2 separate regions of the Mus musculus genome follow, and region 2 is linked to region 1. Evidence: chromatin contacts called from ENCODE Hi-C or POLR2A ChIA-PET data. All regions are on one chromosome and are shown on one strand. The core of a region is the stretch at or near the end of the contact, and the rest is flanking DNA. Distances in the headings are between cores, read along the strand shown.

Region 1 (5,034 bases), core at 1,594-4,093:
AACAAAAACCACTAAGGGACTAGAGAGATGGCTCAGCAATTAAAAGACCTGGGTTCAGTTTCCAGGACCCACCCCCAAGCTAGCTCACAACTGTCTGTGACCTCAGCTCCAGATGATGCCCGCTTCTAACCTCCAAGGCAATAGGCACAGGTGTGGTTCTCAGACATATGTGCAGGCAAAATACCCATACATGGATAATTAAAATTTTAAAAACTAAAATCACTAAGAGCTATACAAATAATCCTGGGAGCAAAGAAGTAACAGAATGACTCAGACACTACAAAACTTAAGTGTCAATTTTAATGACTAACTAAAGACTTTTTACTCACAACTTTGAAGGTCAAAATAAAACAATCTGACATTACTATCCTAGGATTGCAGACAAGGGTTTAGACCTACCCCATAACAGAGGAATCTTAACATAAATATTTAGTTATATTAGTATATTTTGAACCCACTGGATGAACAATTAGCAAGTTCACCCATCCATGTGTACACATATAAAAACAAACAAACAAACAAAACAAAAACTCAACAACCTCCTAAAGAATCTACACTTTTAATCCCAACAGTTGGGAGGCAGAGGCAGGGGGATCTCTATGAGTTCAAGGATAACCTGGTCTACGTAGTGAGTTCTAGGTCATCCAAGGACTACACAGTGAGATCCAGGAAAAAAAAAATCAAGAAAGGAAAAAAAAAAACATTTCTGATTTTTTATGGTCTACTTACAACTTTAGAAAAATAACACAACAAAATTTTAAGTTGAAGCTTGACTTTTAAGGTTTCATAAAGCCCCTCACTGGTACATTTGTTCACTGTCTGGCAGAGACAATATTTAAATTCTGATCTGCAAGTCAACATTAAGGCATGCTGTTTAGTTAACAAGCTCCTCCCAAGATCAGGCTCATTACTAGTAAACCTAACAGGCAAACCAAAGCATTCTTTCATGTTTTTAGGTAGCAGGTGAGTAACAACCTTCTGTCTGAATTTTAACATTAAATAATCAAACATTCATTAATAGACTTCCTAAAAGAGCAATTTGAAGTTAGTCATTGTATTTCCATTAAAAATATTTAGTCCTTCTGCAAATATCAAATTAACTTCCAAAACTGTCATGTAGCTTAATCATCAGAGCATAATTGACTTGAAGCCAAAAGCAGCTGGGTTCCGAGCAGTTGTGATGCAGGTCATTGTTAATCTTTGGATACTTTTTGTCATAAATAAGTAAAAGGTTCTCAGTCTTTTTACTACTGGGCCAAATCCCTTAAAATGCATTCAAATGCCCTTCAGTCAAGCCCTCTACTTCACAGGCACACAAGGTCTTTTCAACTATGGACAAGACCTTCACCAAGCTGCCTGATCGCACTTGAGGGCACAATCACAGCCTTGCAGACCTGAAGATAAGCCTTCAGAACAGAAACATCAGCAGGTTTATTTTTCCAAGTCTCCAGTCTCGGCTAGGTCAAATGTTGCTGCTGGATTTTAAACAGCTTACTTAGCCCTTGAAGTGATAAGAGTAAAACCAAACCAAAAGAACCTCAGTGGTTTTCAGTGGTTCACAGCACCAAAGATTTGGACACTGCTCCTGATGTCTTCACTTCCAAATAGCCACTTCAGCATAAGCCTTAATCGAAGGAGCTATTTTAGAAGAAGAATGTTCACAGGGCTGCAGACGTCTTAACAAAGCTGCAACCTGGGGACTCTGTCCAAAGAAAAGAGTCTACTACATAAATAGGGTTAATTAAAAATACTTTCATGCTACACTTCTTCAGGTGCTTTCTATAATCTGCCAATTTCTGTCTGTTTGGGGAATGTGTTAACCTTAGAAATAGCTGCAAGAGTATCTCCAAATAGGAACCAGTGATCAAGCAAGCACAAAACATTTTCTATCAATTACCAAAACTGGTTAGCAAGACTTAACAAGGTAAATTTTGTTCACTACCATAGCGGGAGGGGAGCAAAGCAGTAACCAGCAAGAACTAAACATTCACAACATGAAGTTAATTAATAAATGAACTAGTTCATTACTATCCATCACACAGACCCTTCACAAGCGATCAATTTTTCCTTTTGAACCCTGACGTCTGTCTTCCTGCACCCCACATTTACTAGCTGCTCCCCCAAATCATCCCAACTCCCGCAGGCTATGCCTCTGAGCCTTGGTGCCAGCTGTTCCCTCCGCCGACAATGTCCTCCCCTCTGCCTCACCTGGCGGAACAGTCCTTCAAACTCCGCGCAGAAGCAAGCAAGGAACCTCAGGGCTTCTCGACTCTGCACCTAACTGTTCTAAATCCCAAGAACACTTGGGAAAACAAGCCTTATCACCTCCGGTTGTTTTCACGCCCCAGGAGCTGAGTCTCCAACGACCCCACAGGACGCATTGCAGGCATTCAGACGTGCCCTGAATTCATTCCCCACTTCTATACACAGACCTGGCCCATTCCCCAGGACCCAGTTACGTCTCAACCGGGAAAGAAGAGATTCGACTGTCCCTCCTAACAAAGAATGAAAACCAGAGGCACACCCTGGGCCCTGGAGAGAGAACAATGAATGAACACGGTCACCTCGTTTGTGTCCCAACTCTGCATCCATGCACCGGCTCTGCAAAAGCCTGGGAGGTTGTCGCTTCACACAAAAGGCAGCCTGGCTCCCGATCGCGAGCATCCCGGGCCACCCATTTGGAAGCCCCAGGCGAGGTCGCAAGCCTTTGAGGCGGGACCCTGACCGGTTTCTCTCGCTGCCTTCCCCGATTCCTCTTGTCTTCCCTAAAAGGGTGTCACTTAAGCGAAGCAGCCCGAGAGGAGGTGCAAGGCCGGGCTCCCCCCACTTCTGCAGCCCGAGAGAAAAAAGAACGAGCCCATCCCAGTGACAACACAGTCACTGGGCAGCTCTGGGAGGATTTTTTTTCCCCCATTGCCAAAATATGAGGAATGCTCGCTGGGCACCGGAGTGGCGCTGGCACGTTTCCGAGAAACACTGGGAAATCTGAGCAGGGGTGTGGAAACTGGCTCGCCGGCCATGACACCCGGCCCGCGCCCGGCCCGCCACCAGGATGACAGCGGCCTGGCCGACCCTGCGCCCCACGGTCGCACCGTCAGCCCTGTGGCCTACCTGAGGGAGCCGGGCAGTGCCGGGTCCCGTCGTGCAGCGGCAGCGGTGGTTGAGAGAACGCGTTGGTTGCGGTCACATTCGGCGTGTCCCCAGCCCGGGGGACGGGGCCCCGGGGAGGCCCCGCATCGCTGCACTAGCGCCCCGCGCCTCAGGGCACGCGCCCCAAAGCTCGGCCAGCTGGCCCGTCCGAGGGCCTGCGGAGAACAACAGAGAAGCCTTCCCGCCTCAAGTCCGCTCGGCTCTAACTCCCGCCATCCAAGATGGCGGCACCAGCACCCGCGAAGAAGACGCTCTCAGGCTATCCCGGGCGAGCTAGCCCTGCGCTCGACACTCGTCTCCACGACCTGCGGCGCCGCCGGGCTCACTGCCTCTGCGCGAGCTCCTGGGCTCGGCAGTCCGCTTAAAACTCGGCTCGGGGATCTATCGCTCGAGCCTGGAATGTGGCCCCGCCTCCGGGGGCGTGGCCTCGCGGTCCTGCGGCCGCCATTTCGGGGTTGACTCCGTGGTAGCAGAGTGACTGTTTCTGGTTGGAGGCCAGTGGTATTGGGCTGCAGCCGCGGTCCGGCCACCCGCGAGGCCCTCAGCGGGCCAGACGCGCCTGGTGACACACGGCACAGGGCTCCAGCTCTGGTGCTTCCTCTCCGAAGTTGACATCCGTGGAGAATGGCGGCCTAGGGGTTTTGTGGGAAAGCCCTCATGCTATGTGAAACCTCAGGTTCCTCATTTGTAGATGGAGTGTTCGCTGTAGTACACCAAGTTGACCAAAAACTAAAAGTATGGTGTTGCACACCTGTAATGCCAGCGCTTGGAAAGTGAGGGCAAGAGGGTCGGGAGTTCACGGTCATATGAGCTGCATGAGACCCTGTCTCAAAAAAGAAAAAAAAATTAAAATTGATGCGACAATATGGCCCACCGTAAACTGAAGCCTGTTGTGCGTCTTCGTACAGCCCCCGTGGAATAGACACCTGGAGGGCAATGTGTATTGTCAATTGTGCTTTTTTTTTTTTTTCCCCTCTTTGAAATAGGTTCTCAATTTTATTTATTTATTGTGGTTTTTCGAGACAGGGTTTCTTTGTCTAACAGCCCTGTCTGTCCTGGAACTCACTTTGTAAACCAGGCTGGCCTCGAGCTCAAAGAGATCGCTCTGCCTCTGCCTCTTGAGTGCTGGGATTAAAAGCATGTGCCAGATTCCCTCTTAATTTGAGGCTGGCCTCAGACTCTGGTTCTCCTACCTCTGTGTAAGTATTTTCCAAGTAGCCATTTGGGGACCCGCAAGGTGACTCAGAGAGTAAAAAGTGTGCAGAGTAAAACCTGATGGAAGAGAGAACAGGCTCCTGAAAGTTATCCTCTGACCTCCATTCGAACCCGGTGCTACGTGCGCAACCTGCAACCGCATTTACAAATACACAGACAAGTTTTTTTTTGTTTTTTTTAAGTAACCATTTATAAGTAAACATCTTTTGGCATTTAGTGCGTTCACAGTATTGTGTAACCACAACTTTGGTTCCAAAACATTTCCATTACTCTGAAATAAAATTACCCACTAAGCAGTTTAGTTTCTCACTAGCTCCCACCCAGAGCAACCACCAATACTCATTTTGCTACTACAGACCTGACTTCTAGATTATCTTGTGTGCGTGGATACTTATAAAGTATGGGGCCCTTTATGATTTAAGTCTTTTCACTTAGCCTGTTTCCGAGTTCATCTGTAACACATGTGTGCTAATACTTCACTCCTCTTTAGAGCTAAACTATTTCATCAGAAGTTTACACCAGATTTTCTGTCTAGGATAACCATGGAAATTTAGGTTCTTTCCATCTTTTGGCTTTTGTATTGGTTACTTTTCTGGTTTCTGTGACAAGATAATGGACAAATGCAGGGTTAAAAAAAAGGGGGGGGGAGGTAGGCCCAAAGGGGAATGG
Region 2 (5,264 bases), core at 384-2,883, 41 kb after region 1:
CACTTGCATGCTGTTTGGTTGATAGTTTAGTCTGTGAGCCCCCATGGGTCCAAGGTAGTTGACTCTGGAGTCCCACATCTCTGTCTCTCTGTCTCTGTCTCTCAGTCTCTCTCTCTCTCTCTGACTCCCTCTCTGCTTCAGGTCAGGGGACATCATAAAGAAAACTGGCATCAATATTGTCATGTGTACCTTTTGCCACATTTCCAATTATGTCTGAAGCACAGTTGCTGGATCACAGAAGGACGTCTGGAGATAGGATCGCCTGCAAGTCCAACGGACTTCAAACTTGATTTGATGCTAAGGGTAGCCTTGAACTTCTGCGTCTTGTCTACACCTACCAAGTGCTGGGATTACAGGTACACATCACCACACTGTCTAGGAGAGCCATTCTATGGCTCCTGCTAGTGGCAGCCAGACTGCTTTCTCAGAGTGAGGCCCCAACACAATTGTAAGTTCCTCCCTAACAGCAAGCTCTTATTTAAAGTGGTTTTCTTCACTTGCTAGAGAAATTACTCCCTCCCCAAAGTTTTAACATTAATTTATCTGGTTATTAGAGACAATAAACAGCTTCATACCTTTAAAAAAATAAGCTTTTAAAATAAGAATAAAAATGATGATAGGTTGGGCATACCTTTAATCCCAGCACTCAGGAGACAGAGCAGGCAGGTCTTTGTGAATTCAAGGCCAGCCTGGTCTATACAGTGTGTCCCAAGCCAGTCAGAGCTACAAAGTAAGACGCTGTCTCAAAATATAAAATAAATTAAAATATGGTTTTAAATATTTCTTTTATACATTGGATTGGGGAAGACATTTGCATGTCATCCTGTTTAGTCTCCATGCATCTCCGGTGTTATTTTTTTCCTCTTTCTCTTACAGACTTATTTTGTTGTTAATTACATGTAGATCAGCATGTAGGGAAATGGAGACATGCATGTAGTGGTGATGTGTTTATTAAAAGATAAAGAGGGGGGATATGTTTTATGGCTGTGTGGTGAGGTGTGGGGGAAGGAGCCATCGCAGGGCCCATGCTGAGGCATCCCTTCCTCCTGAGGGACCAGCTATAGCACCATAGTATAGAAAAGAGTTTATTCAGGATATGGGGAAGGGAGTTAGGGTAGTAGAGGTGGAGAAAGGCAGAGAGAGAGGGGAGGGGAGGGGAGAGGAGGAGAGGAGGGGAGTAGAGACTGGCCATGAGGAGGACTGAGCAGGAGCAGGAAGGCAAGAGCAAGAGAGAGCAAGAGAGAAAGGAGGGGGCAAGCAGCCCCCTTTATAGAGTGTCAGACATACCTGGCAATCCAGGTAACTGTGGGGCAGAGCTTAGACAGAATGCTAACAGTGGGCATCCAAAAGATCCCCTCAGAGGCCAGAAATGTGCTTTGGCTCTCTGTAGCTGGCGTTGCAGGCTGCTCTGAACTGTACGGTGTGTGTGCTGAGTACCCTGTGCAGGAGTTTAACTGTGATCCATTTCTCAATTTCTTTCTCCATTTGTTAGCCAGATTTCTGCTTCTTTGACAGTTCTGTAGAGAACCAAATTAAAAAGAGGAAAGCTTCGTTCTGGCTCATGGCTTCAGACATTTGGGTTTGTGGTGAGGACAAACATGGAAGCTGGAGCCAAAGGAGGCCGGTTGCCGAGTGAGTGCAAGAGAGGCAGGAGAGGGCTGGAGCTGGGCGGCAGAGTCCACGGAATCCAAACTTTCCTTCCAGGGTCAGGGGCCCTTGGGAGATCACGGAGGTAAACAAGAGGTCACCTTCTGGGAAAGCAGAAACTTGCGAGAATCTGGAAGGTCTTTCTCCAGCTTTCCAGAAGGAATAAACAGCTGTTGGAACAGACTCTGAGCAGCCCAGCTGCAGAGAGGAGATATCTTGGATCTGTCAGCTGCCTGCATGGTGTACAGAGCGCTTCAGGGTTGCTGCTTTTGTGAGTCGTCACTCTGTTTGGGGCTTTTTGGTGATGCAGCTGTTTTTGAGCCACACCTGGTACTGTAAATAACCCCTCACCCACACTCCTGTTAGCAGACCAATAAAATCTCACTAGTTTAACCAAGTTGGACCTTGGTGTGGATGTTTCTTGGTTCTGTCATGGGGTTGGTTCCCTTTCTGAGAGAACAGATGTGTGTGTGTGTGTGTGTGTGTGTGTGTGTGTGTGTGTGTGTGTGTGTGTGTTTGTCTCCCCAGGAAGTCTATCACACACAAAGACTGGTTCCCTTTCTGAGAGAACAGATGTGTGTGTGTGTGTGTGTGTGTGTGTGTGTTGTGTCTCCCCAGTAAGTCTATCACACACAAAGACTGGTCCAACCAGTCCCTTTGAGGACGTGCACCCAATGATCTCACAGCTATTCAGGTAAGCCCCGCCTCTTAAAGGTCTCAGCACCTCCTGCTAGTGCCACAGGGCCAGCCAAGATCCGGGCAGCAACGCCCCGCACATTCTACCACGGAGCCCCAGCCCAGCCGCTTCACAGTGGATTCTTCCTGTGTTATTACTATTCCACAGGATTTGCCTAATACTTATTTACCCAATACTTATCTGTTAAAATAACAAACCTAAGAATGGTCATTGCAACCCAAATCTTTCTGTTTTTACAACCTGAAGTCTCAGCATGCTCCAGGCAAACTCCCTCCTTCCCATGCCTTAATTGCCTCTTCATTTGAGGGAAACACCAGGGGGTTTGGAGTCCTACGGAAAAGATCAGGGAAGAAAGGCGATCCAGGGCTCAGCACCCCAGCCCTGCCGATCTGACCTCGTGTTCAGGAGTACTCCACTTTCCCACAAAAGGTCAAGGACGCTCAAGACTCAACAGAAGGCTCCAGGTGCCAGGAGCGAGCCTTGCCCCAAGCAGGTGCAGAGCTGAAATCCATCGACTGAATCTTAGAAACTTCCTGCTCAATGTTTTTCTCTGTTGCTAGGAAACCTGGTTTCCTTAGCTGGTCACCGGTTAGCACCCCCTCTTGTGTCCAGAAGAGCAAAGTTCATGGTTTCAAACTTACTCCCTCCACTTCCCTCCACTTCCCTCCTCTCTCTCTCTCTCTCTCTCTCTCTCTCTCTCTCTCTCTCTCTCTCTCTCTCTCTCTCCCTTTTCTCCCTCTGTTTCTTTCCTTCTCTGACTTTCCCTCTCTGTCACACACACACACATGGGCGCGCGTGTACATGTGGATGCAGGCGGCCTCAGAGACCACACATGTTGGATCTTCCTGGAACTGGAGTTGCAGGTCACTGTGAGCAGCTCAATGTAGGTGTGGGGAACAGAACCCGGGTTCCCTGGAAGAGCAACATGCACACTTAATCACTAACTCATCTCTCTACTTAATTTTTATCATGGAATACGTAGAAAAGTATCCAGAAGTCTGGCATGCCTTTAATCCCAGCACTCAGTTTTCAGAGACAAGAGGATTTGAGTCTGAGGACAACCTGTGCTACCTGTAGATTCTGTATCTTAAAAACTAAAGAAATGAGAGGGGCTTGGTGGCCCTTGGGAGGCAGAGGCAGAGGCAGAGGCAGAGGCAGAGGCAGAGGCAGAGGCAGAGGCAGAGGCAGAGGCAGAGGCAGAGGCAGAGGCAGAGGCAGAGGCAGAGGCAGAGGCAGAGGCAGAGGCAGAGGAGGCAGAGGCAGAGGCAGAGGCAGAGGCAGAGGCAGAGGCAGAGACAGGTGGGTCTCTGTCAGTTCAAGGGCAGCAGCCTAGTCTATAAATCGAGTCCAGGACAGCCAGGGCTTTGTTACAGAGAAACCCTGTCTAGAAAAACTAAACTAAACAAACAAACAAAAAACAAAGACAGAGGACTTTGCCACTCCCTTATTCAATCAGACATTGACTGCCCAGGAAATCATACATCTCCCGGATCTGCAGGGCTGTGCCTGCATTCTTTTTGCTTTGTGCTTAATTATCAGAATACATATTTAAAAATGGGAAGTTTGTGTAAATAAAGTCACACATTTCATTCAATCTAATGTTTATGGGCACTGGAGAGAAGGCTCGGCCATTGAGAGTGATTACGGATCTTGCAGAGGCCCAGAGTTCAATCCTCAGCACCCACTGGGTGGTTTGCTCACTACTGCCAGGAACTCCAGTCCCAGGGGATCTGACACCCTCTTCTGACTTCTGAAGGTACCGGGCACTCATGTATACATACTTCCACACAGACACACACATAATTTTAAAAAATTAAAATGATCTATCACACTATGTTTGTGAGGTTCATCAATGCTATTACATGAAAATGTGCTTTCTCATTTTCTTTTAAAATTAATAATTAGTATGTGAATGTATGATGTGGGGATTCAGCTGTCCACGCCACAGCGTAGACATGGAGGTCAGAGGGCTATGCCACGGAATTGTTTCTCTCCTCCCACCGTGTGGTTCCTGGGGATGGAATTCAGTTTTGCTAGGCCTGGGTGCTAAGCTCTCTTACCTGCTAAGTCATCTCGCTGGCACTGCTGTATAATATTTCAGTACATGACTATACAATAATTTCATTCTGCTCAGGGACATTTGGACTACTTTCAGATTGGGGCTGTCTTGCACAGCGCTGCTTCGAGTCTTCTGTCTTCCCTTATGCTCTGTTGCATGAGGCTGTGCTTCTCTCTTGGGTATCGATGTGACAGTGTATCTAGGTATACCTAGACAGTGTATCTCTGGCTGGCTGTACTAGATAATGCCAGAGAGTTTTCCAGAGTGGCTGAACAAATGCCTGGCTGATCCTGCCCAGCACACTGTTCATTCCCACTGCTCCACTCAGCAACATTTTGTATCACCAGATAGTAATTGTCACCTCTCTTGAGGGTGTGTAGCCCATGGTCATTTTAATGATTCCATATAATACAGTATATTAAGTATGTGTCTTCGAGTTTTATTGTTGTGAAGAGACACCATGACCAAGGCAATTGGAGCTGGCTTACAGTTTCAGAGGTTTAGTCCATTATCATCATGGTGGGAAGCATGGCAGGGTTCAGGCAGACCTGGTGCTGGAGGAGCTGGAGAGTTCTGCATCTTGATCTGAAGGCAGCAAAAAGACTGTCTTCCACACTGGGCTGAGCTTGAGCATATATAACCTCAAAACCCCCACCCCCACAGTGACATACTTCCTCCAACAAGGCCACACCTCCTGATAGTGCCACTCACTATGACCGAGCATTCAAATACATGAGTCTATAGGGGCCAAGCCTATTCAAACCCCCACAGCATGCCTTCACACATTTGTCAGTTGTCTGACTTTCATCTGAACTGAAATGTCTATCAAGAGGTGGAAGTTTAGCTCAGTGACAGAGCAAT

Evidence for each region. Hi-C counts contacts between places; a loop is a spot of excess contacts on that map. ChIA-PET counts read pairs that join two places held with the same protein, here RNA polymerase II (POLR2A).
Region 2: a loop to region 1 is called in a map of heart, with 6 times the contacts of the local background. The contact joins the enhancer-like site here to the promoter of D830050J10Rik in region 1. A Hi-C loop is called at or near these places in 3 of 37 maps with a recorded cell type or tissue (gastrocnemius and heart). POLR2A ChIA-PET finds 5 or more read pairs at or near these places in 4 of 5 experiments (Patski and embryonic stem cell).

What each region holds. Positions count from the first base shown.
Region 1 is chr6:115,673,125-115,678,158 of GRCm38, forward strand. It overlaps D830050J10Rik (RIKEN cDNA D830050J10 gene), which reads left to right and starts at 2,844. Exons shown (of 1, transcript NR_152134.1): 1 at 2,844-5,034. Raf1 (v-raf-leukemia viral oncogene 1) reads right to left here and starts at 3,511. Exons shown (of 17, transcript NM_029780.4): 1 at 3,112-3,511.
Region 2 is chr6:115,715,523-115,720,786 of GRCm38, forward strand. No RefSeq gene overlaps it. Among named protein-coding and RNA genes, the nearest start is that of Gm24008, 5.7 kb to the right of the region's middle. Within about 2 kb of position 1,634, at least 1 of the 3 ENCODE cell types and tissues checked has a DNase peak (open chromatin) inside an H3K27ac peak, as active enhancers do; it is heart, where a contact is called at or near this core.